2 separate regions of the Mus musculus genome follow, and region 1 is linked to region 2. The links are chromatin loops, found by intact Hi-C in ENCODE. Cell type or tissue: heart. All regions are shown on one strand. Each heading gives the region's core, and the rest is flanking DNA. Links, peaks and the distances in the headings are about the cores only. Region 1 overlaps Adgrg7 (adhesion G protein-coupled receptor G7). Region 2 has its middle 23 kb from the start of Tmem45a2.

Region 1 (16,774 bases), core at 3,993-11,992, 320 kb before region 2:
GCCTAGCCAGCCATGATTGGGAAGAGAGGCCCTTTGGTCTTGCAAACTTTATATGCCCCAGGACAGGGGAACTCCAGGGCCAAGAAGTGGGAGTGGGTGGTTGGGGAGCAGGGCGGGGGAGGGTATAGGGGACTTTCAGGATAGCATTTGAAATGTAAATGAAGAAAATATCTAATAAAAAATTGACAAAAAAAGAGAGAATGTTCTTTGAGTACATATTACAGACTCCTTTAGTATTTTTATGGGATTCCTGAGTGTGTGAATGAGTGTGTCTCTGTTTCCTGTGCCTTCTCTTGGGCTCATTTTCCCCTGTTTTACTCAATTCCATTGTGCTAGTTTTTGTTTTATCTGATTATATTTTATTATAAAACGTGGTGATGGGATGCAATTGATTTGCAGTTTAAAATAGATACAGAAAAATGTGAATTATTTTGATTAGTATAGTCTTATAAGAAGCTTAAACTAGACATTTCTAGAAGAGGATAATGACTTTTAAATTTCAAACGTTACACAATTTCATGAGTTGTTGGCAGTTTGTGCTACATATTTCCAATGTAATAAATAATATTAATACCCGATGGCATCTTTCATTAGGACTTACCTAATGATGGCTCTAAACTGCTAAGAGGATCGTTTGCTTCCACTGTACCTGATAAGTTCCCATTAAGGAATACTGAAACACTGGGGTACCAAGAAAAGTATCCCCAGGCATTCAAAGGCTGAGAAAAGATGTGCTAAATGTGTCAGGGTTGTTTACCACAGTCAGAGACACTTCTAGAAAGTCATCTCACAGCTACTTTTAAGGCCATTTTTCTCTCATGTCATAACGGAGTAGGTTAAATATGGGCCTCAGAGTAGCTGGTCTGATTCAAAAGGCAGCAGTCAAACAGACTTACATGACTGAAAGGGGCCATCCAGTTTTTCAATTAGTAATCTTCTAGTCAGGGCGATTGGTGTGATCAGGAAGTTTCGGATTTTAGAGTAAAAAGTCAGGCCATTCTATCATTGAAAGGATAAATACAAAAGAAAAAGAGGCAATTTTCTTCCTGTTGAGAATAAGGGCGGGCCCACATACTCTTAGGAAGACTGCAAAGCAGCCTTCGGGCCCTAGCCATCTCCCTCCCCCCAGGGAAGATCTGGCTCTGCACACATACACTGACTGTTACCACCTTATGCTTGGATTTTGGTGAGATTCAGTACATCTTACAATAAATTTCAACTTGGTCAGTGTGGCGGTTTGAGCGAGAGTAGCTCCTATAGGCTCATATATTTCAATGTTTGGTTCCCAGGTGGGGGATTGTTTAGGAAGGCTTAAGAGATGTGGCCTTGGAAAAGATATAACACTGGAGGTGGGTTTTGAGGTTTCAAAAGGCCATGTCAAACCTTGTCTTGCTCTCTCTCTCTCTGCTTCCATCTTGTGGGATAAGATGTAAGCTATCAACTACAGCTCCAATGCCTGCCCTCCTGCGCACTCTGTTGGTCATAGACTAGCCCCTCTGAAACTAAGAAAGCCCCCAGTCAAATACTTTCTTTCCTAAGTTGTCTTGTTCAGGGTGTTTCATGACAGCAATAGAACAGTAACTAAGACAGTTGGGAAACTCAAGTACATAACTGTCTTAGTTATCTAAGAAAGCTAACTAGAGTAGAAATTCAAACAATGGGAAATGCATATGCAAAAGTGGATTATTTTACAGAGACAGTTTTACTTCTCAAATCAGGCCACTAGGGAGATAATTTTGACCTTCAATACAACAGCAAGGATCCAGGGTTACAGATTGGCCATTGCAAGCTGTGTTCAAAAGGAAAACTTAAAACCTAACTTGTTGATTGGACCATATTGCCTTCACCAACAGAAACCCTATTCAGAGCCTCAGAGCTCTGGCTACCTGGACATTGTGGCCCCGCCAGCCCGGAAGAGGAGAACAGACACTTCACTATGACAACTTGATGGGGTTGAAGCTGGATGGAGTCCTTCCTTCCCATCCCTCTCCGTCCCGTTTGCTTCCAGCTTTCCTATTTCCACTAAATAAACAGACTAAAAGGAGGATTCAGAGGCTGAACTCGGTGAGTTACAGGAGAGAGAAGTAAAAGAGATTGGTGGCTGATCCCTGGCTTATGAAGAGACCCTCTTATAGGCTTGCCTCAACAGATAGAGTTTGGAGAACCAGCCTTACCCTGAGAAAATTTAGTTCCCTTCATTTGAAAGGAAGAGAATGAAGAGAGCTCTTTCTTGGTAGCTCTTTAAGAGTATAGCTGCCCCCCAGTTTCCATGGGGGATTGGGTCCTGAGCCCTGTTATCCTTATGGACACTGAAATCTTACAATGCTTACATTCTTCCATAAAATGGCACAGTGCTTGCCTATAATATATGCATTTATTTCTGTATATTTAGATAATTTCTATACAACTTATGAAACATACTATGAATGCTCTGTTTCATATGCATCCTTTTTTAACTTTGATAGTTTAACCCTAAATAGATGGCTATATTCAGTCAAAAACTGTAAATTATATGGAGGATGTCCATAGATAGATAGATACATAGATAAATAGATAGATAGATAGATAGATAGATAGATAGATAGAGATAGAGATAGATATATAAAATGCTTTTATACAGAATGTTGATTGCCCATAATGCTAAAAGGCTTGATATAATCTGAAGACTACCAAACATCAGAGACTTGGTTAGATTAAAAAAGCATTTGTGTGTATGTGTGTGTGGTGTGGTTTGGGTGTTCATGTGTGGGAGTGCGGGTGTGCGGTGCATGTGTGCTGGGTGTGTGTGTGCATACACGCGGGGTATGTGTGTCTGTGTGTATGCAGGTGTGTGTGTGTGTGCATGGTGTGTGCGCAGGGGTGGGGTGGGGTACGGCGGGTGTGGTGGGGTGCGGCGGGTGTGGTGGGGTGCGGGGGGTGGGGGGAGTGGGTGTGGGTGGGTGTGGGGGGGTGGGTTGCACGCGGGGTATGGGTATGTGTGGGTGGTGTGGAATGTATGGGTGCCATGCCATGTATGTGGAGGTCAGAGGACTGCTTGTGGGAGTCAGTTTTCTCCTTGTACCATGTGGAACCTGAGAATCAAATTCAGGTTGTCTGTTTTGATGGCAAATATCTTTACTTCCTGAGCCACCTCACGGATCCAGTAGTTAATAGTGATTGTCAAGTTGATTAGATCTGGAATCAACTAAAAGATAGCCCTCCCCCCACCACCCCTGAAAGCCTGTGATGGTGTTTTCAGGAGTAATTAATTACAGGGGCCAAGATCCTTTGCTAGAGTGGACATCACCTTCTGGACAAGGCTGATATGAGGAGGGTGGAAGGCAAGGCAGTGAGCTTGGTTGTCTTCCTCGGTTTGCAGGGAATGAGCCTGCTTGGTTGTTGCTGCTGCCATTTTGTGCGGATATTAAAACCCAACTTCTTAGACCTTCCAATTGAGCTGAAGGTCGTGGTTCTCCAGAAATCATTTAGGCCTTCGGAAGGACGACTGAGGCATCCATCCTTGAATTCTGAGCAGCTACTGACCTAGCCTCTATAGTGTGCACATAGCTGTTGTTGTGCCCCAAATTGTATAAGTCAATCCAATAAATACCCCTTTGTAGTACATCGTCATCCTGCTGTGCTTCTCTGCCAGTGGACTCTAAGTAGGATGCAATAATATAAAATTATGTGCATGTATACATAGTCATAGCTTTTAAAAGGTTTTAAGGTAGTAAATGACAATAGGTTAACACATTATGTAGTTACTTATGTATGAGTGCATAAACTTATATACAGAAAGAAAATATTTGGAGTATATTCTAAACAATTGAGGTAAATAATTTCAAAGAATTTGCCCATTATGTATTTGCTCATTTTTCTGCAGTAAGCAAGATTAAATGTAAAAATAGGTTTAAAACTGTATTTTAATGATAGGCCTCTGTAACTAAATATGATTTGGTGGGTATACATACATAATCAAAAATAATCAAGTACATGGCCTTAATAAGCAAAAGCAAAGGAAGGGGGGGTTGGAATTCCTTTTTTCCCCCCAAAGTAGCCATAGGAAAACAGAAAGCAAAACAAAACAAAACAAACCCCGCCTATCAATTCTTGGGAAGAGAGAGCTGAGGTGTGGACTGTAGGCTGACAGTGTGGTACATCCTGTAGTCGGGTGCTCTCTGCAGCTCTGTGCATGGAGAAGGGAGTTGGAAGAACACCTTCTGTATGCAGAGGCTGATGCTTTGAACACATCAGACCCAGGTAAAGAGAACAAACTGTAATCTGAATCATCCCAGAGTCACTTTTTCTCCTAGCCCATGAGCACACCTCAAACCAAGTAAGTAGCCCATATCACTCCATATAGAACAAGATCAAGTAGAAAGTCAAGGGTTTTCTCTTAATTCCCAAAGCATCAGGCAGTTATTGTAGCCCCGTGAGAAATAGTCACACTTTCACCCAAGGAGGTAGATGGTACTTCCTCAAACTTTCTTTCCAAACAGTTGCTTACTTGCTAAAGGATTTGCTGTTGTCCATCTCAGCAGCTTTTTGAAAAACATCTTCACTGGCATCCAAAATCTGACTCACTGTGGCTATAGCAGTTTTTTTTGCCTGTGAAGGAGAAGGCACGTCGCATAAGATATGGGTCATGCATAATTATCACTCTGATCATGAGGAATTATCATGGTAGCCAATAACAGGAATAGCATGATAGTCCAAAGGAAAGTAACTTTTTAAAATCAAAGTTTCAGTTTGAGACCTGAGATAAAAGAAAGACCCATGATAAGAAGTAAAAACATAAATGAAGCTGGGGAAGGAGGAGGCTTAGGAGTTTGAATTTGACTTCATGATAAAGTCACTCACTGAGTTCTCTCTGCTCACAAAAACACTTGGCTTGGATAAAAGTAGACACAAATATTGCTGCAGTGCTGGCTATCCAAACCTCACAGCCCACAATACTTAGCACAACTTAAATACTTAGTATCAGGTGTACTTTTAGCCATCAGTAAAATTGTTCTCTAATAATTGAACACTCAGGTGTGTCAGAGATATAGTCTCTTGGCCTTTCATTCCTACATGTTTTTACCAACTAAACTTTACAGGGAGAAGTGCATATTCTTTGAATTCTGTCTTTAATTACCTTGTTACTTAAAACCTACTTTTCAAAGAACCTTTGGTAAGTAAAACAGTTTTTGAAAGAAGGTTATCTGAAAATCATGAAGGAAATGAGCTGTGTTGATGTACATCATTTTGATAGCTTACAACCCTGCTGACCAAATTAAGAACTCCATTGATGACAAATGTCAAGTATACTTTTAATGGTTGAGAATTTAGCAGGCCATGATATTAGACCTGTAAACCTCACTTAGGGCTTTTTAGAAAGCCAGAGACCAACCTGTGAGTATGCTTGACACAAATGCAGAGATTAAAAGGCATATTTCAGAGCAAGTGTGTAGGAAAACAGTTTATTTGGGATAGAACAGGGATGACCCAGTTTAATAAAATTGTTAATCTGTACCTAATAAAGAGACTGGTTTATTCTAAGACATGCTGGAATATCTAATATAATAATAATCATCACGTTAATTCCAGAGGATGTTTAGACAAGGAGTTTAACTTCTTTGAGCATCTCCCTAGGAAGTGTTCTCTGCCCAATTAACTTAAACATCACTCAAATCACTGTGTAAGGAATAGAATTCAGGATGTTCCTCCCATTTTAGGTTTTGGGAATCAAACATAAGGCCCCACATACGCTAATGAAACACTATCAATAGGCTACAATCCCAAACACCTCTTACGACTTAAAAGCTTGGATTTTTCAGTCCCAAAAGGACATGCATGGCATGTTCTCACTTATAAGTGGATATTAGCCATAAAATACAGGATACCCATGCTACACTACACAGACCCAAAGAAGCTAAACAAGAAGGAAGACACAAGTGAGGAAGCTTGACTCTCACTTAGAAGGGGGAATAAAATAGTCATAAGAGGCAGGTGTGGGGAGGGAACTGGGTGGGAGTGGGGAGGGGGATTCAGGATCAGGTGTGGGGAAGGACAGGAGACAGACAGGGGTGGAGAGGTGGAGGGCATCTCCAGGATGTGACAGAGACCTGGGATGATGGGGGTGCCCAAGAATCAATGGGGCTGTCCTTAGCTGTCACATCACCGGGGCTATGGAACCTGAAAAGGCCACCTCCTATAGCCAGGCAAGAACACCAGTGGAGTGCCCACAAAACTTTCCACCCCAAATTTATCCTGTCTATAAAAAAATTCATGAATGGGGAATAGAGGAGAGACTGAGATTCCCTCTTGAGACCCATCCCATGGGCAAGCACCAATCCCTGGCACTATTAATGGTACTATGTTGTGCTTGCAGACAGGAACCTAGCATGGCCTGTCCTCTGAGAGGCTCGGCCCAGCAGCTGGCTCAGACAAATGCACACACCCACAGCCAAGCAGTGGATACAGCTTGGGGACTCCTGTAGAAGAATAGGGGGAAGGATTGTGAGACCTCCACAGGGAAACCAACAGAGTCAACTAACCTGGACCCTTGGGACCCTCAGAATCTGAACCACCAACCAAAGAACATACACAGGCTGGACCTTTGCCTGCCTGTGCATATGTAAAAAAAATTTGCAGCTTGTTCTTCAGGTGGGTTCTAAACAACTGGAGCAGGGACTATTCCAAAAGCTGTTGCCTATCCTTGAGATATGGTCTTCTAGCTAGGCTGCCTTGCCTGGCCTCAGTGGGAAAAGATGTGCCTAGCCCCTGATGTGCCAGGGTGGGGAAATATTCAGGGATATCACCCACTCAGAGAAGGGGGATAGAGGGGGAAGATTAGTGGATGGGAGTGAACAGGAGGGAGAAGTATGTAAAGTGAATAAAAATAAAATCTTGTGTTTTACCTGGCTTTCATTGTTGGCTTTACCGAAGATCTGTCCAACCACTGTAGTAGCAGAAGTGATATTCTGAGCAGTCAGTTTACTGGCATCTGCTGTTAAAACCTGGGCTTCTCTAGAAATATTCTCAGCACTTGCTGTTTGGTTGTTTATCTGTTTAAAGGTAGTTTTGTTTATTTCAAAAAGTCTAGTTTATACACGTATTCCTAAACATTTTGCAAATGACTGCAGTTGAATGAGCTGTTTAACCGAATCTTTGTTTGCTTCTTTTTTTGTGTGTAAGCAACACAGTTCACAAACCCCGGGGAATCCCCTCATTCTCGACTATCTGCGTGCATTATATTAAGAACAAGGTGATACAACTCACAGACCATATGACGCTCAAGAGGAAGGAAGACCAAAGAGTGGATGCTTCAGTCCTACTTAGAAGGGGGAACAAAATAATCAAGGGAAGTAGAAGGCGGAAGGGAATTGGAAGGAAGAGAAGAGGGGGAGAGGAAAAGGAGGGGAAGAATCAGGTATGGGAGGAGATGGAGGAAATATACAGAGGGTCAGGAAATTGAACAGAGGTGTGTAGCAATGGGGGATGTGGAACTGGTGGTAGCAACTAGAAAGTCCCAGATGTCAGGAAAGCAAGAGGCTCCCAAGACCCAGCAGGGAGGACATTAGCTGAAATACCCCACAAAGAGGAGGGAGGACCTGTTGAGACCATATCCAGAGGTTAGGCACGCCCCCCCCACCGGTTGAGAAATGGGGCCACCTACCCATCTTCAAAATTTTAACCCAGAATTGCTCCTGTCTAAAGAAAATACAGGGACAAAGAGTGAAGCAGAGACTGAAGGGAAGGCCACTCAGAGACTGCACCACCTGGGGATCTATCCCACGTGCAGACACCAAACCCAGACACTATAGCGGATGCTAAGATGTGTTTGCTGACAGGAGCCTTATACAACTTTCTCCTGAGAGGTTCTGCCAGATCCTGACCAATACAGATGCGGCAGCTTGCAGCCAACCATCGAACTGAGCACAGGGACCCCAATGGAGGAGTTAGGGGAAGGACTGAAGGAGCTGAATGGGCCTTATGTGGCATCAATGGGAGGAGAGGTTCTTGGTCCTGTGAAGGCTTGATGCCCCAGTGTAGAGGAATGCTAGGGTGGTGAGGTGGGAGTGGGGAGTGGGTGGGGGAGCACCCTCATAGAAGCAAAGTAAGGGAGGATAGGAGCTTTGCAGAGAGGAAACAGGGAAAGGGGATAATATTTGAAATGTAAATAAAATAAAAAATTGTAAAAAAAAAAAGTAAAATAAAGAACAAGGAACAGCTATAGTCACGTTGCTATGGAAGTGGAGTCAACGTGTGGGGATGCAGTGAACTCAGTTTTACACTAGATGGCACCATCCCTTCGAAAATCAAACAAGTACTCATTTGTAAGGAGGCAGCAGAAAAACAAATACTGAATTCAACAGCCAAGTCTCAGTGCTGAGCACACTGGTGTTTTAGGGTGTGGGTGTGCATAATAAAATATATAAGCATACATCATTTATACTATAAATTATAAATAAAAATGGTTCTGTGAGCTGAGCTCCCTCCTAAAAAGACTTAAAAGACTTGGAGACGTTTAGAAGCTTATCCTAAAGTTTACACAGCTTGGAAATCGCAGCGTCAAGAGGCTAATACTGGCTTGTCAGATTCCAGAATCTGTAGTCTTCCTTTCAATATGTAACTGATAGCTACCTGCACAACCGCTCTCTCATTTCCAACCCACCCACACCCTGGCCATCTGTGATAAGGAAATTGCTGTGGTTCCTTGTGGATTTTTTTTTTAATTAGATATTTTCTTCATTTACATTTCAAATGCTATCCCCAAAGCCCCCTAATTCCCTCTCCTCGCCTTGCTCCCAAACCCACCTACTCCCCTTCTTGGCCCTGGCATTCCCCTGTACTGGGGCATATGATCTTCGCTAGACCAAGGGCCTCTCCTCCCGTTGTGGATTTTAAACTCAGCAGTAGCTCTGTGTCAGCTTGGCGATGGTCCCTGGCAAAAGCATTCTCACTCAAGAGTTCTAACTTTTCCTCACCTATAATATTTATCTGTGGCTTAAATATTAAATATAAAGCTTAAACATGATTTCAAAAACTTAGCAGTGTACTTAAAATGTTTTAAATGGTACAGGGACATTCCCCCAATTAACCAAAGTTTTATTTACATTTTATTTATTTATTGGTTTTGGCATTACAATTCAGAAGTGATGTATTCAGTACCAACAGCACATTGACTCATTCGGATGCTAATGACATGAAAATGTGTTGCACTTTTATGAGTCTGGACAGCAGCAAACCACAGCCTCTAGTCATTCCCAAGATGATGAAGACAACTGAGTATGCTTCATTGGTCAACCATGATGTTGAGTAGATTAGGTGATTTAAATACATTTTAAATATACAGTGGGCTTATCAGGTCTTAATCAAATTTTATGTCCAGGATCATCTGTATTTGGTAGCAGTAAATGATCATCCATTGTTGGCATTGGTGGCATCACCTTTAGTATGGAAATCATATCCAATTTGATAAGGAAATAAGATAAAATATCTGGTGGCACTAGCTGTAATCACTTTTAGTATGGAAATCATAGCCAATTTGATAAAGAAGAAATAAGATAAAATCTCTGCACAAAGAAGTGCCACATCAACGTTTTCAGCTTCTTTCTCTTCTTGAGTGATTATACAAGTTAGCACTTCTATGCATGTTCGATTGTCTATTCCTCAGCCCATATAATTAAGATGAGTGGAAACATATCTAGTCATAAATCCTTATGGATATAACCCTGAGACTAGTGTCAACATGAAGTTGTCTGTGTCTAAGGGTAATGAATTGTTCAATTTCTTTTTCATTCATTTTAATGAAGTAGACTATCTTTGGTTTATGAAGCCAGGGCTCTACGCTCAGTCAAAGCTTGAGCAGTCTACAAATATAAGGTCATTTAAAATATTTGCTAAGCTACCATTTGCTGAAATAAAATGTCAACATTAAAGAGATGTCGACTTTTAACCAAATAAGAATGGTTTCACTTACTGATATGGTGATTTATAATTTGAGAGTTTTAAAAGCATCAATTTGACCTTTAGGTATGTAAAAACCAAAGAGTTGGCCTAGACTCAGAATGTATCCCGCTGCCCAATGGATGGGCTAGAAGGCCTACCTGTATCTCCAGGGTCTGTAGATTTATATTACAACTTCCTTTGGTTACATTTTGTAGTTCTATGTTTCCAAACTCAGAAACATTGCACAGCCGAGTTGCTTTAGGACTGCCCGCTTCAATAAAAAAGAAAAAAGTGTAAAAAGCCAAACATGGAAACCACTGAATGCTTTGTGCCAGGGTGACTCTGCTGGGCACTGCATGTATTCACTCTTGAGTCTGGGCTGACCTGTGACTGGCCTTCATCAATGGAGTGTGGTGGAAATACACAACTTCCAGCACCTGGGCCTCAAACATTCTCTCAGTTTCAGTCTCCACCATTTTAAGATGTTAGAATGCTTTCCTAAGATCACAATATGAGGGAGTGAGTCTGATACTGGGAGACAATGTACTGCTGGATTGAGGTGCTGTAGCCAATGGTCACCATGCGTGTTCCCCAAATGAACATTCTAGCTGCCACAACCAACTTATAGCACGGTGAGAAACCTAAGGCATTGTTTTAGGATGAGCATTTGGAATTATTTTAATACCCAGTAATAGGAAACTCAACCAATTGCTTCAGTATTCTACAATTGTCTTGATTTTTAAAATGGGAGTTTCTGCCATGACCAGTTGCTATTTATTCCCCTCTTTGTCTCAAGAAAGATTTACTTTCTAACACATAGGAATGAAATAACTTTGAACAGGTCACAATGAAGGTAAACTAAGCTGAGACTAGAACCTATATATAAGATTTCTTACTGGCTCTTAAGTTATATGTTAATCCTTTATCTCTATGCAAATCTGGGTAACTCCCAAAGGCATAGAATTCCAGAGTATTTCAGCAAATGCTAGATGTTCTACTGGCTCTCAGGAAAGCATCTCCTTGGGCAGTTTTGTTTCCTCAGATCATGTGAACTTTCCACCTCATTGTCATCCAATTACTACTGATTACATATGTATAGGTAAAATCATAATTAAAGGGGTGGTTAATCACAGGCGACACTTTTTCTCAGGATCAGTATTAAGGCAGCTGCTTTTTGAGAAATGGTAAGAGATGCTGATATCAAAAACTGCTTTAATGACACTTAAAACAGGTTAGGGTTTTCATTAATTTATATGATCACTATACATCTACTGCAAGGCATTTGTACTGGCTAGTTGTGTGTCAACTTGACACAGCTGGAGTTATCACAGAGAAAGGAGCTTCAGTTGGGGAAATGCCTCCATGAGATCAAGCTGTAAGGCATTTTCTCAATTAGTGATCAAGGGGGAAAGGCCCCTTGTGGGTGGGACTATCTCTGGGCTGGTAGTCTTGGGTTCTATAAGAGAGCAGGCTGAGCAAGCCAGGGGAAACAAGCCAGTAGAGAACATCCCTCCATGGCCTCTGTATCAGCTCCTGCTCCCTGACCTGCTTGAGTTCCAGTCCTGACTTCTTTCAGTGATGAACAGCAATGTGGAAATGTAAGCTGAATAAACCCTTTCCTCCACAACTTGCTTCTTGGTCATGATGTTTGGGCAGGAATAGAAACCCTGACTAAGACAACATAATAAGAAGTTTTAATACATATAGGATTTAGATGTTTTAAGAAGTCATACCAAGTGTGCCTCTTCCATTATTCGTTGAATTATGAATATATTCAAGTATCATTGAAATGCACTGTAATCACTTGTTATATAAATAAATTAATTAAAAAGAATTCTTAACAGAATTAAAAGTGGATTTGGTAATAGTTGAAATATATATCTTTAAAATGATATGGACTCAGTCTGAAATTCAAAGATATAATAAACATTTTTATAATAGTTTCTCAAGAATCAGATAAATGTCAAACAGAAGATGATACTGTGACTGGCTTAGCCCCCCCCCCAAGTATTATATCTATCAGCTGTGATAACTTTCATGGGTATATTACTGACACTTATTTTTTCCCATTCATAGCATGCAGTTATGCTTTGTAAGTTGTATCTGGTTTATGAAGCATAAAAAATGTAAGGTATATATATAATATAGAAACTGAAGACAACAGTTATCCATAAGCTCACATGCATAGTAAAAACAAATGTATTGACATGTTCCTTTAGCTTTCTGAGATATTAAGAAGCTTGTGCTGTCTAGTTTAATGTCAACTTGACACATCTGAGAGATAGGAACTTCATTTGAGAAAATGCTCCCATAAGATCTGGCTGCAGGTAGGCTTGTAGGGCATTTTCTTAGTGATTGATGGGGAAAGGTGCAGCCCATTCTGGGTGGAGCCAGCCCTGGGCTGTCCTGAGTTGTATAAGAAAGCAAGCTGAGCAAGGCAGTAAGCAACACTCCCTCTCGGCCTCTGCATCAGCTCCAACCTCAAGGTTCCTGCCCTGCTTGAGTTCCTGTCCTCATTGCATTTGGGGCTGAACTGTGGTATGGAAGTGTGAGTGAAACAAACCCTTTCCTCCCCAAGCTGCTTTAGATCATGGTGTTTCACCACAGCAATAGTAACTATAACTAAGAGAAGGCTGGGAAGGACTAATCGTAGGATGGATCATGGACATGTGAGTGATCACTTATAGAATAAGTAAAGAGAGATTGTAGGAAAAAGCAATTCCTACAATGTACTTAGAATTTCAGTGTGGTCAGGATATACCCAAAAGTTAATATCTAAGTAAAATATGAAATCATTCTCACTGTTACTGATGATAGCTTTACCATATATTTTTATAAATGAGTTTTAAAGAGATTGCATTCTTGAAACATCCAGTCTGTAAGAAATGGGGGATGCTGGCAAAGCTAAGAAGATACAAATTAATGCAGTCAAGGGACAGGTCAAACATCTAGATAAAATTACATGACCAGTAGGCTCTAGTTATTATGAAAAGAGATCTCTGGATGAATAAAGTCTATACTCAGAACACTTTCCTCAGTGTGGTACTAATTTAAGTCATCAACATTCTGAATCTTGCCTGGAAACATATTTTTTATAACTTATGTATTTGCTGCTTTTATTTATTTTTTAACAATTTATTTATTATTATATGTAAGTACATTGCAGCTGTCTTCAAACACACCAGAAGAGGGCGTCAGATCTCATTACGGATGGTTGTGAGCCACCATGTGGTTTCTGGGATTTGAACTCAGGACCTTTGGAAGAGCAGTCAGTGCTCTTAACCACTGAGTCGTCTCTCCATTCCTGTCTGGAAACATATTAGAACCAGAATATACTTCCTTTGATTCTTGAAATGCCTCAAACACATAGGGTTGTCATACTGATGAAAGTGTCATGAATCTAGAAATATACCATGATGAATAACCAAAGTGACCAAGGAAATAAAGGACTACTGACAACAGGCCTACTCCAGTTAGTCTCTAGTTGGAAAGACATATACTCAAAAAGGTACAGAAGAAATCTATAATATATATTGATTTAAAATAATGTACACAAATGCTACAACTCACAGAATAAATATTCACCTCAACAAATGCTATGGGACAGAGTAAGCTAGAGAAAAAAATTCCAGTTAAACACAGATCAGGAAGAGTTTAGAAACAACTGATCCACGTTAAAGTTTTTAGGGAAATTATGATTTTATGTAGTTCTACACTAACCTTTAAACATTGACATTAAAATAAGCTAAGACTTTCCTTTCTGTCTTGTCCAGAGAGCTAATCCTAGTTGGGGGAATGGTAGGTATGATTCACTCTAACCATTCTTGTGGTAAAATAGAGATTCCAGGGGAGGGACACATACCATTGAGGGTGCCCGGTTCACATGTTTGCAAAGAGGGTCCATATCTGCCCACTGGGATACTGCCAAAGGTGAATTCACCGTCGGTACTATTTTCACAGAAATTAGCTGTAATGGAAACAAATTTCTCTCATGATAAATCATATCTTTTATTTTTGAAATTTGAAGATGGGTAAAAGATGAATTTCAGAATCTTTGCAGTGTAATTGGAATAAAAAAAAAGACTCAATAGTCAATGAGCCAGTTCAGTTTCTATACTTTCTATCAGCTTACATTTTTGCCATTAGAATAAATGTGCTATATAATTGGTTTCTGTTAAAATGTACACCATACAGACTTGGGTTGGGGGAAGGTGTGACCACTAACACACTTTACACAATGCATTGCAAGAAGTATGTATCAATCAATTAGGATCTAGAAAATGGCCTGATGACAATCTATGGTGGCAAAGGACTTTATGAGTCTTTGGGTCAAAGCAAAAAGGACAAAATCACGGGGGTATAGGATGCATTCGCTGGAAGGAGTAGAGGCAATTAATTGGAGGATATGGAGAGACTATTCCAAGATGGAAGTATGAGAATGAAAACTGTTGGAAACTACACCTTGATCCAGAAACTGCTTGAAATGGGACTCTGACATCATGTATGGACATCAAACCATAAATTTAATAGCTCAAGGGAAAGGAAAGAACTGAATTAAGCACATATTTAAGTATATCCTTAGACTCATTGTGATTCAAAAGTAAAATGCTAAAACTCTGGCTTTTGAAAGAGAGTCAAATAGCATATAACCTCTCAAAAGGACTTGCAGAAACTATATTGCAGTGTCTCCATCATATAGACCCTAAGAGGAAAACGTGGCTTTGATTGTTGAGAGGAAAAATCTCACAATTTTAGCATTTATAATATTTTTTTTCATATATATGTGTACTTGTGTTTTATTACTTGACAGTTTTATACAATTACATAATAAATGTTAGATTTTTTTTCCTATTGCCACTTTCCTTCTTATTCCCCATCCTCTAGAGTCCCTTTCCAAGGTAGTCCTCTGCCTATTTTCATGCCTTCATTTTGTGTTTGATTCTCTAAGTTTAGTTAGAATTTCTTGCTCAAGAGCATGAGTGAGAGATTCGTTACTGAGGTAAGGGCAACTTTATCAGTGCATACACCCCTAGAGAAAAAAATCGTGCCTCCTCCCCTAACAGTTAACTCTCAGTAGTTTCCCAGGGAGGGAGTAGAATCTCATAAAAGCCCCTGGTATCCATGATGAAGTGTGGACAGACCAATCTTGTGCAGGTCTTGTGAAGACAATCACAGTTGTGGTTAATTCATGCATCCATATCTTAGTGCTCTCATCATGTTTATTGTATCTATAGTCTTTAGCTAAAGCTTCTAGAGGGTTTTTTTTTTTTTGCTGCTGTTGTTACTAACAAAAGTTTCACCAATATGTCATCATAGTATTATTTAAGTAACTTACCAATTGTACAACGCAGCCCTTTCCACTCTTCTGTACAAATGCATCTGCCATTTTGCCAGGTTCCGCCATTCCTGCAGAACTGTACAGGGATACTTGGCACAGGAACAAATATCCCTGAAGAACCAGTAAACAGAATAGTATGGGAACTTGTCAGTTAGTTTCTCTTTTTATATCTGTAGCTCTTTAATTTCTATATGCAAAACCTGATTGGCATTGCTGGAAATATCCATTATATTATCCTCATCAATATGTAACATTATGAATACTTAAAAAGGTATATTTAAAGGACAGAGCATTCAATGGGAATCTTCTAAGAGGAAACAGACAATACATAGATAAATAATAGATAAATAAACAGGTTGACAAGTTAGAATGCAGACTTCCAAATACTATTCGGATACTATGCTGGCTAATTTTATGTCAACTTAATACAGGTTAGAGTCATTTTAGAGGAAGAAACCCCAGTTAACTAAATGCCTCAATAATATTGGACTGTAGGCTATCCTGTAAAGCATTTTCTTAATTAGTGATTGATGAGGGAGTGAGCGCTCAGCCCATTGTGAGTGGTGCCATTCCTGGGCTGATGGTCCTGGGTTAAGTTCAGTAAGTAAGAGGCTGAGTAAGCCATGGGGAGCAAGCCAGTAAGTAGCCCTCCCCCATGGCTACTGCATCAGGCCTTGTCTCCAAGTTCTTGTCCCGATTGAAACCCTGCCCTCACTGCTTTTGATGATGAATGGTTATATGGATCTGCGAGTGAAACAAACCCTTTCCTCCCCAAATTGCTTTTGGTCATGGCATTTTGTCACAGCAATAGAAACCACCAAGACAAATACAAAGGAAATAATGAGGACAGAGATCAGACCAACAAGGAAGACTTTCCTAAAGAGGTAGTGTTTGAATTAGACTGTATTATTAAATCAAGTAAACTCAAGATAAAAACTCGTGGCCCTAAATTGGAAACACAGAAAGAGTAGCATCAAAGGGTGCTCAGTAGGTAAAGAGCTTCCTGTACAAGCCTGAGTTCAATCCTCAGAACCCTTGTGGGAAAACATGACACAGTGGTACCCACTTCCAGTGGCAGGAACGGAGATACTGGTCGATGTCTGAGCCTCTCTGGCCAGACAGACTTACTGAACCAAGGAGCTCCAGGCCAATATGAGAGCCTGTCTCAAAACACAGTGTAAGCGGCACTTAAGGGATGATAACACTAGAGGTTGACCACTGATCTCCACAGGTATGCCACGTGCGTCTGCACACAGACGTGACCATGTGTGCATACTGGATGCACGGTGTAGCATCACAAAGCACGGAGAGATCTCACATGTCCCAACAGCAGTAGAATGTACACAATAGCAATGGTCCCTGTGTATGTTCTTCATCCTGTCTACATAGAGTAGACTGTGAAGACCTTTATACACTAAGCTCAGGAGATTAAATCCTGAGAAGATGCAGAGGGGTCTTAAGGCAAAGGAGTTGCATTAGGAATGTGTCCTAGGATGACTGATCCAACAATGTGAGAATAGG
Region 2 (14,360 bases), core at 1,728-9,727:
ACAAGGCTGTCCACTCTCGCCCTACCTATTCAACATTGTACTTGAAGTCCTAGCCAGAGCAATTAGACAACAAAAGGAGATCAAGGGGATACAAATTGGAAAGGAAGAAGTCAAAATATCACTTTTTGCAGATGATATGATAGTATATATAAATGACCCTAAACATTCCACCAGAGAACTCCTAAGCCTGATAAGCAGCTTCGATGAAGTAGCTGGATATAAAATAAACTCAAACAGGTCAATGGCCTTTCTCTACACAAAGGATAAACAGGCTGAGAAAGAAATTAGAGAAACAACACCCTTCTCAATAGTCACAAATAATATAAAATACCTTGGCGTGACTCTAACTAAGGAAGTGAAAGATCTGTATGATAAGAACTTCAAGTCTCTAAAGAAAGAAATTAAAGAAGATCTCAGAAGATGGAAAGATCTCCCATGCTCATGGATTGGCAGGATCAACATTGTAAAAATGGCTATCTTGCCAAAAGCAATCTACAGATTCAATGCAATCCCCATCAAAATTCCAACTCAATTCTTCAACGAATTAGAAAGGGCAATCGGCAGATTCATCTGGAATAACAAAAAAACGAGGATAGCAAAAACTCTTCTCAAGGATAAAAGAACCTCTGGTGGAATCACCATGCCTGACCTCAAGCTGTACTACAGAGCAATTATGATCAAAACTGCATGGTACTGGTATACTGACAGACAAGTAGACCAATGGAACAGAATTGAAGATCCAGAGAGGAATCCACACACCTATGGTCACTTGATCTTTGACAAGGGAGCTAAAACCATCCAGTGGAAAAAAGACAGCATTTTCAACAAATGGTGCTGGCACAACTGGCGGTTATCATGTAGAAGAATGCGAATTGATCCATTTCTATCTCCTTGTACTAAGGTCAAATCTAAGTGGATTAAGGAACGCCACATAAAACCAGAGACACTGAAACCTATAGAGGAGAAAGTAGGGAAAAGCCTTGAAGGGGAAAAATTCCTGAATAGAACAGCAATGGCTTGTGCTGTAAGATCAAGAATCGATAAATGGTGCCCCTCAACAGAGGAATGGATACAGAAAATGTGGTACATCTACACAATGGAGTACTACTCAGCTATTAAAAAGAATGAATTTATGAAATTCTTAGGCAAATGGATGGACCTGGAGGGCATCATCATGAGTGAGGTAACACATTCACAAAGGAACTCACACAATATGTACTCACTGATAAGTGGATATTAGCCTCAAACCTAGGATACCCAAGATATAAGATACAATTTGCTAAACACATGAAACTCAAGAAGAATGAAGACTGAAGTGTGGACACTATGCCCCTCCTTAGAATTAGGAACAAAACACCCATGGAAGGAGTTACAAAGACAAAGTTTGGAGCTGAGATGAAAGGATGGACCATGTAGAGACTGCCATATCCAGGGATCCACCCCATAATCAGCATCCAAACGCTGACACCATTGCATATACTAGCAAGATTTTATCGAAAGGACCCAGATGTAGCTGTCTCTTGTGAGACTATGCCGGGGCCTAGCAAACACAGAAGTGGATGCTCACAGTCAGCTAATGGATGGATCACAGGGCTCCCAATGGAGGAGCTAGAGAAAGTACCCAAGGAGCTAAAGGGATCTGCAACCCTATAGGTGGAACAACATTATGAACTAACCAGTACCCCGGAGCTCTTGACTCTAGCTGCATATGTATCAAAAGATGGCCTAGTCGGCCATCACTGGAAAGAGAGGCCCATTGGACATGCAAACTTTATATGCCCCAGTACAGGGGAACGCCAGGGCCAAAAAGGGGGAGTAGGTGGGTAGGGGAGTGGGGGTGGGTGGGTATGGGGGACTTTTGGTATAGCATTGGAAATGTAAATGAGCTAAATACCTAATAAAAAATGGAAAAAAGACAAATGAAAAAAAATGTGTATAGATACAAAAAAAAAAAAAAGAATCGATAAATGGGACCTCATAAAATTGCAAAGCTTCTGCAAAACAAAAGACACCGTCAATAAGACAAAAAGGCCACCAACAGATTGGGAAAGGATCTTTACCTATCCCAAATCAGATAGGGGACTAATATCCAATATATATAAAGAACTCAAGAAGCTGGACTCCAGAAAATCAAATAACCCCATTAAAAAATGGGGCTCAGAACTGAATAAAGAATTCTCACCTGAGGAATACCGAATGGCAGAGAAACACATGAAAAAATCTTCAACATCCTTAATCATCAGGGAAATGCAAATCAAAACAACCCTGAGATTCCACTTCACTCCAGTAAGAATGGCTAAGATCAAAAACTCAGGTGACAGCAGATGCTGGCGAGGATGTGGAGAAAGGGGAACACTCCTCCATTGTTGGTGGGATTGCAAGCTTGTACAACCACTCTGGAAATCAGTCTTGCAGTTCCTCAGGAAATTGGACATAGTACTACCGGAGGATCCCGCAATACCTCTCCTGGGCATATATCCAGAAGATGTCCCAACCGATAAAAAGGACACATGCTCCACTATGTTCATAGCAGCCTTGTTTATAATAGCCAGAAGCTGGAAAGAATCCAGATGCCCCTCAACAGAGGAATGGATACAGAAAAATGTGGTACATTTATACAATGGAATACTACTCAGCTATTTAAAAAAATGAATTTATGAAATTCCTAGCCAAATGGATGGACCTGGAGGGTATCATCCTGAGTGAGGTAATCCAATCACAAAGGAACTCGCACAATATGTACTCACTGATAAGTGGCTATTAGCCCAGAAACTTAGGATACCCAAGATATAAGATACAACTTGCCAAACGCATGAAATTCAAGAAGAACGAAGACCAAAGTGTGGACACTTTACCCTTTCTTAGAAATGGGAACAAAACACCCATGGAAGGAGTTACAGAGACAAAATTTGGAGCTGTGACGAAAGGATGGACCATCTAGTGATTGCCATATGCAGGGATCCATCCCATAATCAGCTTCCAAATGCTGACACCATTGCATACACTAGCAAGATTTTGCTGAAAGGACCCAGACATAGCTCTCTCTTGTGAGACTATGCCGGGCCTAGCAAACACAGAAGTGGATGATCACAGTCAGCTATTGGATGGGTCACACGGCCCCCAATGGAGGAGCTAGAGAAATTACCCAAGGAACTAAAGGGAACTGCAACCCTATAGGTGGAACAACATTATGAACTAACCAGTACCCGGGAGCTCTTGTCTCTAGCTGCATATGTATCAAAAGATGGCCTAGTCGGCCATCACTGCAAAGAGAGGCCCATTGGACTTGCCAACTTTATATGCCCCAGTATAGGGGAATACCAGGGCCAAAAAGGGGGAGTGGGTGGGTAGGGGATTCGGGGGTGGGTATGGGGGACCTTTGGGATAGCATTGAAAATGTAAATGAGGAAAATACCTAATTAAAAAAAAAGAAAATGAGATCCTGAAGCATCTTTACAATCATACTGTATACACACACACACACAGGTTGGGAGGGAGAACATGACCAGGAAACAAGCCACAGTCTGCCTGTCACCATCTTTTAACACACATGCCGGGCCTGGTCAAGCTTCTAGCAGTTATAACTTTGACGATGGATTTCCCCCCACCCCACGTTTTTTTGTAGAGTGATCTTTCAAGGTCATCTAGACTCCATCATCTTAGGGACATTAGATTGGCTATTCAGGCAACAAAACTCAGCAGTAGGTTAGCATCACTAGGACACTGCCTGCTACTAGGAGCTCCATCGCCTGCACCCTACACAACCATTTCAAGCAGGTAGTGGTCACAGCCTGCAGTTCCCTCACAACCACGGGTGTGTTCCCAAATAGCCTGGTATGTTCCTTGGCACAATACAACCACTCACTGTACTCCAGAAACATATAGTAATGTCATGCTCTGGTTAAACAAAAAACTTCACAACAATCAGAGACACCAATACAAAAAAATATGCTCATGAACCAACAAGAGGTCTTAGTGGGTTAAAACTGCTTGTCCTTCAAGCCTGATAACCTGTGTTCATTCCCTAGGATTCATGGTAGAAGGAGAGAACAACTCCAGAAAGTTAACCTCTGACCTCCAAATGCATATCACTGCAAAAATACCTGTACTTCACACATGCACGCACACACACAAACACACACACACACACATACAACAAAAACACATACAAAGACAGCCATACACACATGCACATACACAAACAGACAAGTCCACACATATACACACACAAACATACATACCCACTCTCTTTGTGCAGGAATAGAAACCCTGACTAAGACAGACTCCAAACACATAGCATGACCTTTACTTTACACACACACACACACACACACACACACACACACACACACTAGAAATAAGTAAAATCATTTTTTAAAATGAGCTCAAGACTGCAATCCTTTCAAGTGTTATAATGTGGGCAATCAGAAAATCCCACCACATTTTCAGTTCCCAATTTACCATTATTATTCCAGATGAGAACCACTTTTTAATAAATTTGCACCTGTTGTCCAGTTCATGATAGTGATAATATTTTGATATGCTGTTACCAAAGACAGACCGAGAAAAATGCATCAAAGCAATCCTGAGTTTTGTTCAAAGAAGATGGCTTCAACCAAAGCCTAACCCCACAACTTTTCATTTTTCAAGATTGAGAGCCACATTCATGGCCTACAGAGCCAACCAGGGCCTTGCCATTATGTGAATACTTACTCCTGAAGTGTTGGGTTATTCTAGCTAAGAGCATTTCAAGTACCTGTGATTGATCTGTGTGTATCTTTGTGTGTATACACACATACACACACACACACACACACACACACACAGAGAGAGAGAGAGAGAGAGAGAGAGAGAGAGAGAGAGAGAGAGAGAGAGAGAGAGAGAGAGAGAGATATGGATATTGGTCCAGTGGTACAGTGCTTTCCTCTGGATACACCATAAACCTGTCACCCTTACAACAGAGCTTTGGGATGAGAGGACTTAGGACATGGTGTTCTTCCAAGTGGGGCTGGAGTATTGGTAGATGGCTGTTTATTTGGGGCATGTTTTTGGTGTATGATATGAATTTTTAGAAGATGGCTAATTTATTTTTTACTTTTCTCTTTAGAGACTTTCAGACTCTCATAATAAGATTGAGAAAAGATTGTCTTGCTCTTTACAAACATGTCCCTGGGACCATCAGATTTCAGATTTAAGCCACTGCTGGTGAACAAAGTCCCGGTGAAGGGATCCGAGAGATCGCTTGGCAGTTAGGAGTGCAATACTGCTCTTGCAAAGCACCTAATTCCTAGAACATAAGTCCTGCTGATCATAAGTAACTGTAACATCCGCTCTAGGAGATTTGTTGTCCTCTTCTGCCCTCTGCAGGCCTGTCTCTCAAATGGCACAGACCTCCCTACCATCACCACAGATACATACATACATTTAAATGTATATACACATATTCATTTGAAATAAATAAAAATAATTTTTTTTAAAAAAATGTTAGGTTGGATTATAAAAATAGACCCATAGCCTGCAGAGTGACACAGAGGAAGATGACAAACAAAAAGAGCCACTTTCACTGGTTAGTTGAGTCTAGAATGTGTTGCTATTAATCAGTCTTGTAATCACTGGACATGGCTGGAATCAATAGCCAAGAGGAGAAACACTGTTAGGCCTACAGAGAGGGAGAGACCCAAATGCTCAAACAATATGATTTACGCTGAGCTCAGACACAAACAATAAAGCAGCATTTGCCATGGGGTAAAAGTAAGAACCCAAGAGCCCTAAACAACGGGGTCAAGGAACTGAGAGTGAACACTGGCTACTATTAGGCTGGTGAAAGCAATTGTGAATGCTACACTGTGAACATATCAGAATGTGTTCTTAACAAATATGATTATGCTATACATCATTTTAGTGCGCATGTCTTGCTTTATGTTTGGACTATATTCATTGGCTATATTTTTATTATATTTATTTTATATTGTGGTAGTACTATTAGAGAAAAAGAAAATCTGAGCTACTTCCTTCTTAGAGTTCAAAATGGACTTTAAACGTTAGGGACAACTCTCAGCAACAATACTACCTTTGTCCCAGATACTGCTAACAGATATATACTGCTGTGGTGGGTCAAATTCCACAAAGGTGACTGGAGCCTTGAAGATGGGATCACAGCTGCTGGCAGGGGGAAAGTTGACGATGGCCAGCTCATTTCAGATGATCTTCTACGACTAGATGAGAAGTTGCCAGAGAGCACACATGGACTATCCAAAGATTGTTAGCATTTCCAATACAATGAAGGGTTGTAAAAGCTCAACAAGGGTGTGTCTCGTAAGCTAACCAAATAGTGTCATTCTGAGCTGTCTTTTTCTACTGTTCTGTGAAACAGTCATGAGCCAGTTTGTCCATTGGATCATGATGTGTGACCAAAAGTGGTTGTGAAGGATAACCAGCAATACCTAGATCAGTGGTTGAATTGGGTAAAGTGCTCCAAAGCACTTCCTAAGAGCAAACCTGCATTCTTAAAAGTCATGGTTGCTGTTGGTAGTATCCTGCCAATGTGATCCATCTCGAATCCTTTATGTCTGGAAAATATGCTAAACTAGTTAATGAAAAGCAATGAAAATCTCAATGCCTGCAGCTGGCATCCATAAACAGGAAAGGCTGAATTCTGACCAAACACTGCACAGCCAATGCCTCAAAAGTCGAACAAGTTAAACTATAGAGCTTTGCTTTATCACCACGTTCACAAAATGTTGTTAACAAAATGACTACGACTTCTTCAGCATCTGGACAACTTTTTCCATGGAAAATGCTTACACGACCAACAGGATGCAGAATGGTTTCAAGAGTTCATCAAGACCCAGAGATGAATCCACACACCTATGGTCACTTGATCTTTGACAAGGGAGCTAAAACCATCCAGTGGAAAAAAGACAGCATTTTCAACAAATGGTGCTGGCACAACTGGCAGTTATCATGTAGAAGAATGCGAATTGATCCATTTCTATCTCCTTGTACTAAGGTCAAATCTAATTGGATTAAGGAACTCCACATAAAACCAGAGACACTGAAACTTATAGAGGAGAAAGTAGGGAAAAACCTCGAAGATATGGGTACAGGGGGAAAATTCCTGAATAGAACAGCAATGGCTTGTGCTGTAAGATCAAGAATCGATAAATGGGACCTCATAAAATTGCAAAGCTTCTGCAAAGCAAAAGACACCGTCAATAAGACAAAAAGGCCACCAACAGATTGGGAAAGGATCTTTACCTATCCCAAATCGGATAGGGGACTAATATCCAATATATATAAAGAACTCAAGAAGGTGGACTCCAGAAAATCAAATAACCCCATTAAAAAATGGGGCTCAGAGCTGAACAAAGAATTCTCACCTGAGGAATACCGAATGGCAGAGAAGCACCTGAAAAAATGTTCAACATCCTTAATCATCAGAGAAATGCAAATCAAAACAACACTGAGATTCCACTTCACTCCAGTCAGAAAGGCTAAGATCAAAAACTCAGGTGACAGCAGATGCTGGCGAGGATGTGGAGAAAGGGGAACACTCCTCCATTGTTGGTGGGATTGCAAGCTTGTACAACCACTCTGGAAATCAGTCTGGCGGTTCCTCAGAAAATTGGACATAGTACTACCGGAGGATCCCGCAATACCTCTCCTGGGCATATATCCAGAAGATGTCCCAACCGGTAAGAAGAACACATGCTCCACTATGTTCATAGCAGCATTGTTTATAATAGCCAGAAGCTGGAAAGAACCCAGATACCCCTCAATAGAGGAATGGATACAGAAAAATGTGGTACATTTACACAATGGAATACTACTCAGCTATTTAAAAAAATGAATTTATGAAATTCCTAGGCCAATGGATGGACCTGGAGGGTATCATCCTGAGTGAGGTAATCCAATCACAAAGGAACTCGCACAATATGTACTCACTGATAAGTGGCTATTAGCCCAGAAACTTAGGATACCCAAGATATAAGATACAACTTGCCAAACGCATGAAATTCAAGAAGAACGAAGACCAAAGTGTGGACACTTTACCCTTTCTTAGAAATGGGAACAAAACACCCATGGAAGGAGTTACAGAGACAAAATTTGGAGCTGTGACGAAAGGATGGACCATCTAGTGATTGCCATATGCAGGGATCCATCCCATAATCAGCTTCCAAATGCTGACACCATTGCATATACTAGCAAGATTTTGCTGAAAGGACCCAGACATAGCTCTCTCTTGTGAGACTATGCCGGGCCTAGCAAACACAGAAGTGGATGATCACAGTCAGCTATTGGATGGGTCACACGACCCCCAATGGAGGAGCTAGAGAAATTACCCAAGGAGCTAAAGGGAACTGCAACCTTATAGGTGGAACAACAATATGAACTAACCAGTACCCGGGAGCTCTTGTCTTTAGCTGCATATGTATCAGAAGATGGCCTAGTCGGCCATCACTGCAAAGAGAGGCCCATTGGACTTGCAAACTTTATATGCCCCAGTACAGGGGAACGCCAGGGCCAAAAACGGGGAGTGGGTGGGTAGGGGATTGGGCGGGTGGGTATGGGGGACCTTTGGGATAGCATTGAAAATGTAAACGAGGAAAATACCTAATTTAAAAAAAAGAGTTCATCAAATTTAAAAACATAGATTCCTACATTACATGAATAAACAAACATTTCTTTTTTTTCTTTTTTTTAAATTAGATTTTATATATATATACATTTCAAATGCTATCCTAAAAGTTTCCTATACCCTCCCTCTGCCCTGCTCTCCTACCCACCTACTCCCACTTCTTGGCCCTGGCATTCCCTTGTACTGGGGCATATAAAGAACAAACTTATTTCTTAATGACAAAAAGAAATCGTGTTCATTGGGGGCTGAAGGGAAGAATCAGCACAAGAGCATTTGTAGCTCTTACAGAGGAGAGGACCTGGGTTTGCTTCCTAGCACCCCACAGTGGCTCACAACCACCTTTAACTCCACTTTCAGAAGTTCCAGTGCATACATCTAACCTCCAGAGGCGCCAAGCATGTGCACAATGCGTATGCATACATGCAGGCAAACACACTCGCATACAAAGTGGATAAGTCTAAATTTTAAAAACTTTTTAAGTGTGTTGATTATAATGATCCCTATTTTGATTAATAAAGATGTCGGAGCCCAGCTGTAGTTTAAGATTCATAGCCCTAAGCAGCAGTTCCTCTTCACAAACCTTAGCTTTGGGTGTATACACAGGGGCGAGACCTCAGACGTTCCTTGCGGTGGATCCCAGTACTAAAACACCACAGACCAGCCTGTTGGCCCCCTGGGTGTGACCTCTGCCATGAAGCAGCACCAGCACTACCACAGGCAGTGGTAGTGGCTCATCCTTACACTTAGAGTGGAGGTCCAGTCAGAGGTCAGCAACCTGCCGTGAACGTAACTATTTCAAAGCCTGTTGGCCTCTCTCCTTTGTATTTCCACTGTAAGACATGACTTGAGTTGAATTGGTTTTGATCCTGTCTGTAAGTTTGGGGAGCATGGGGAGACAGGTTTACCATCCTGTCCCGGTCGGACTATAAATATGTACAGCATTCCCAAAAGGTATGGCAGTAGGTGTCAACAAGCTTAAAACACTCACCTGCTTAAATCTATCCACTGGACATTGTTATGAGCAGAGCTATAGTCCCCAAAGTCCCCAAGGTTTCCTGTAATGAAGTCCCAATAGCACCAAATATGAGTGTGCTTAGCAGTAAGGTCTTACAGAGGCTAAGGGGAAATGGGGCATTAAAGAGGGGTTTACCTGAAGTGTACGGATGCTTTCTATGGAGAGGAAGGTAGTGTGACAGAAGCAGCAGACACCTGCTCCAGAACGAAAGGCCAGCTGAAGACAGCAAGCAGCATCCTCTACAATCAAAGTACGGAGAATTGGGAAACCAGAATTGGGGGATTTCCTGGGTGCAGAACTTTAGGATGCTCATTTCTCTAGCTTCAGCAACCCTGTGGTAGTTATGGCAACTCTAGCTAGCTAATTCGCTTGTATAGAAAGCTGTTCTCAGCAGGAATATAATGGCTGAGGATTTGTAAAACCACTACAATCCCTGAAGTAAATCTGCATGTGTTAGTTCAGTTGCTGTTGGTCATCCATGGTACTGGGTCCTGTGGACATCGGGGGCAAAGCAGGCTCGGTGTCTACCTTTAACAAGCATGGGCATTTCATACAGAAGACGGATATAAAAGTATGTACTGGGGGACTGCCGTGAAGAACTGGTGGTTGAGTTCCAATCTTAGGGGCTCAGTAGGAATCACAGGCCAGTTCTCTCTCTGAAGCTGGACTCTCTGTGGAGCAGAGGCCCTGCCAGAGATGGAATGTGCTAGCAGGAAAAGAGGCCCTGGTGGGCTGAAGAGTGGAGAGACTCTAAGAGAGAAGAGAAGAACTGAAGTGGGGAGACACAGGGATTTCCTGAAGAACCATACCAAAAATTGCCAATGTCTAACATTTTATTTCTGTCCTTTAGGAATATTTTCTTCCTTCCCCCTTTTTAAAATAATTCTCCTAGGTCTATCCAGTGACTTAGTATTGGGAGTAGGGGATGCCTTAAGTACTGAGATTGGGAGTAAGATACAAATATTTATATAAATGAACTCTACCATCAAGAACCCTGAAAATATATGCAAAGAGTTTTGGTCCCAATATAAAGCCTATACTTTATATCACAGGTTTTTTTAATCTTTGGTTTGTTATTATTTATGGAAAATGGAGATGGACATAAAAGACAACTCTAACTGATGACAAACAAGAGACACTTCTTTAAAAATATTTGCTGCTAGTAAGCTATGTTGGAATTTTTATTCTCTCCAAATATATGGCCCCCAAATGTCATAATGCCATATCCTAAATAGCTTTAAACAGTTTTACCTGTCTTTTCTGCACACTATAAAAGGACCCAGTACCCTCGAGAACTCTGACACTGAGCCACCAACCAGACAGCATAAAAAAACTGGGCTGAGAATCCCACCACATATACAGCAGTGGACTGCCTGGTCTGGCCTCAGTGAGAGAAGACACACCTCACCCTTGAGAGACTTGAGGCTGCAGGAAGTGGGGACCTGGAGAGGTCAGGGTGGGGGTGGGGACATCCTCTTGGAAACAAGTGAGGAGGAAAGGGACGATGAAGTGTGGGAGAGCGGACCAGCAAGTGGGGAGGGATAATGATTGGACTGCAAAGAAAGATTTTAAATAAATAAATAAATAAATAAATAAATAAATAATAAGGTCCAGTACTCAGGTCCGGAATTTCTCACATGCTGAGATTCCCCTGGCCATAGGGATCCCTGTATTCAGTATACAGTGGCTGCTGCTATTGGTTCAGTGACTACATAGTTGTACTGACTCCCAAATGCAAGAGTACTCACACTGCAGCAAGGGGCACACAAACCAGAAGAGGACCTGCACTACAAAGGACTGCTGTTTGCACTGTTTTCCCAAGAATCTCCAGTCAAGGAAAAGTCCTGCGCACTCCCTGACTCCACGTCCCAGGTTCTCACTGACTAAAGTATTCAGTTTCCACACTGCTCTGTGAACAGGACATGTCTGCTGCTCCGAGGAGCTCATAGCAGCTGTGGCCATCTGCCCACGACCTCCCTGGGACAGGGCCAACCAGTATCCTATCACATAAGAGGCAAGGATTCATGAGGCCCCACCCCTCCCCAGAACCTATTAGAGTTAAAGGTTGCCAGGGAGGAAGTGCAACCACAGAGGACTCTTCCATGCTCCAATAAATAATGATAATAATTAATGAATAATCCCCTTCCCATGCCATGTAACCTTAAATAAACTAAACAGGTCACAAGAAAACATAAAAGTAAGACGGGGGTTGTTGAGAACAAAGGGAGTTCAGTGGGAATGGAAAGAGGGTTGTATAGAAATAGGGAAACAATAGAAGATAGAAATTTATCAAAATGCATCATGGTACACGAGCAAAATTGCCAAAGAATTTTCTAAATTGGAAGTCAGTTTCTTGGCATGGAAACCACACTCCAAGCTATCACAATAGTGGGAGTGTGACATTGTAAATTTGACTGAACTACAAACTGAGAAAAACCAAAAGTGAACGCTAAGGTAAACACTGATAGAGACAGTTCTCTGATCGTGTCAGGTGGACCACACTGAGAGATGTTGATAAAGTTCTTATCCAAGGAGTTGAAAAGAAATGCTCCCACAAATTTTCTAAAGAAGCAAAATGAATTCCTTTTTTTTTTTCCCCAGAGAAATGCAATGCTTTGTACAGATCAGAGAAGGATGGACCATCAAGACAGACAGTGGACCAGACACGTGAGTAGCAGTGTGTAAAAGCTCCACTTATTGTTAAGGTTTCCTTCTGTAGGGTTCAAGAGGTCAAGATTGGTCCCTAAAAGATACAGGATAGGCAATTCCCTGTTTTGATTAATAAATTAGGTCAGATCACTTTTCTTCTGCCTATGTCCCTTCCCATAATGCATCTGGCTTTAATCACATGCATGCCTAGTGATGCATAGGCATAAGATGTTAAATAGAAGAGTCTCCCTACAAGCCAGGCGTGGTGGCGCATGCCTTTAATCCCAGCACTCCGGAGGTAGAGGCAGGCAGATTTCTGAGTTCGAGGCCAGCCTGGTCTACAAAGTGAGTTCCAGGACAGCCAGGGCTACACAGAGAAACCCTGTCTCAAAAAAAAAAAAAAAAAAAAAAAAAGAGTCTCCCTACAAGTTTATGAGATATCACAATTTTGTCTTGTTATACCTCAAAACAATTCTGGCCAAATTGAAGCATCTGTGCTTTATATCTGAATGTATTAGGATAATCTGGAATAGAAACTGTCTAGATTTTATTGTTTCTGAGGATTAAGAGTTAGTCTCTTGTTCAGAGATAGAAGTACTAATGCAGATAGAGGTTCCAGGGAGTTCCAGGGATTGTATAGAGAGGTGTGTGTGTGTGTGTGTGTGTGTGTGTGTGTGTGTGTATGCTCATATGCACACACACACACGCACACAAATACACACACACACATAATATGTATAGGTAAAGGAACTGAGCTGCCAAGTGCATTATTACAAGGAGGAATATAACCAAAAACAAATGGAGTCTCAAGGTACCCATAAATTGTGTCTTATGCTTTCCTGCCTGGGCATGGTGGTTAAATGGGAAATATCTGTATCTTCTACTTGATATTGATGTAAATGTAAAACTGATCTTTTACTGTAAAAATATTTTACTATAAAATTGTAAAATCTGGCCATTCCAGAAGACACAATCTCATAGCAAAGAGTTCCTCTGGCTCTTACAATCTTTCCTTCCTTTCTGACACAATGATCCTTGAGCCTTAGGTACAGGAGATGAGTTGTAAGTATACCTGTAGGACTGGGCTCCACAACTCTGTATTTTAGTTGGTTGTAGTTTTCTGTACTAGTTAGTCTCTGTCTGTTGCAAAGAAAACTTTCTTTAATGTGGAAGCTCATCAGGCCCTGACCCTGCACAAAGAACTTCAGGTAACTAATGAAGTCAGAGAAGAATATTCAATATCAAATGGTTAACCCTGAAGGCATGCATAAATAACATTGTAAAGACTGAGCAGGTGGTAATTATATTTACATGTAATTATATTTAGTTATATATAATTGTATGTTGTAATTATTATATTTAGTTAAATCTATAATTACCACCTACTCAGTCTTCATTATATATATATATATATTACTATATATTAATGTGTATTATGATGTATGTATATATGTATATAAAATAGGTTATGAATTTTAAAGAGAGCAAGGGGGTGTTTGAGGGAAGGAAAAGGGTAAATTATGTACATATATCATAGTATCAAAAATAAAATATTATTATTTTTTAAACCTTTTAAAATTAATGTGCCCAAAAAGTAAAAGAAATGGGGAAACTGGTTATCTTCACCTTTGGATGGACTGTTCGTTCTTCTGCTTTAACTCACTGTTCAGTTGTATTCCTTCTGCCCTTGAGTAAATGACTGACAGAAAAGTGAGGCTCCTCAAAGGTTAAACTCCAGGTCCCAGGATAATAAAAAGTGAAGCAAACTACAGTTCAGAGTGTTCCAGGAAGTCTGGGAGCCATGGCTTTGTTACCTAACCTCACAGAGAAAAGTCCTACAATGGAGTGGTTGCTCCCACTTAACACACACAAAAAGGATTCTCTTATGGAGTCTGAGTACCTTCCCTGAGTTATGTGACTAATGGCTTTATTATGATGATAAAGTGACATGCCTAAGCATATGACATCTTCTTTCTGCATTAGCAATCCAGAGCCTTTTATATTTAACAGCAGCGACAACTTCAGTCTAGCTCTGTGTGAAACTGCCTACGGTGTGAC

What was found. A loop is a pair of places that touch in the nucleus more often than their neighbours do. Peaks named below come from ENCODE experiments on the same cell type or tissue, not always from the same donor. Only the 100,000 strongest peaks of a DNase experiment are listed, where the experiment ranks them.
Region 1: it touches region 2 in a loop (14-fold over the local background); 35 of 42 quality-filtered maps call a loop at or near these places.

Annotation. Positions count from the first base shown.
Region 1 is chr16:56,763,332-56,780,105 of GRCm38, forward strand. It overlaps Adgrg7 (adhesion G protein-coupled receptor G7), which reads right to left. Exons shown (of 16, transcript NM_172825.3): 2 at 15,251-15,364; 3 at 13,778-13,882; 4 at 10,074-10,186; 5 at 6,882-7,028; 6 at 4,487-4,587. Among named protein-coding and RNA genes, the nearest start is that of Adgrg7, 24 kb to the right of the region's middle. In heart, for the core only: a CTCF peak has its summit at 8,258 (motif pointing right); no DNase peak of the experiment used is centred there.
Region 2 is chr16:57,087,315-57,101,674 of GRCm38, forward strand. No RefSeq gene overlaps it. Among named protein-coding and RNA genes, the nearest start is that of Tmem45a2, 23 kb to the left of the region's middle. In heart, for the core only: a CTCF peak has its summit at 5,373 (motif pointing left); no DNase peak of the experiment used is centred there.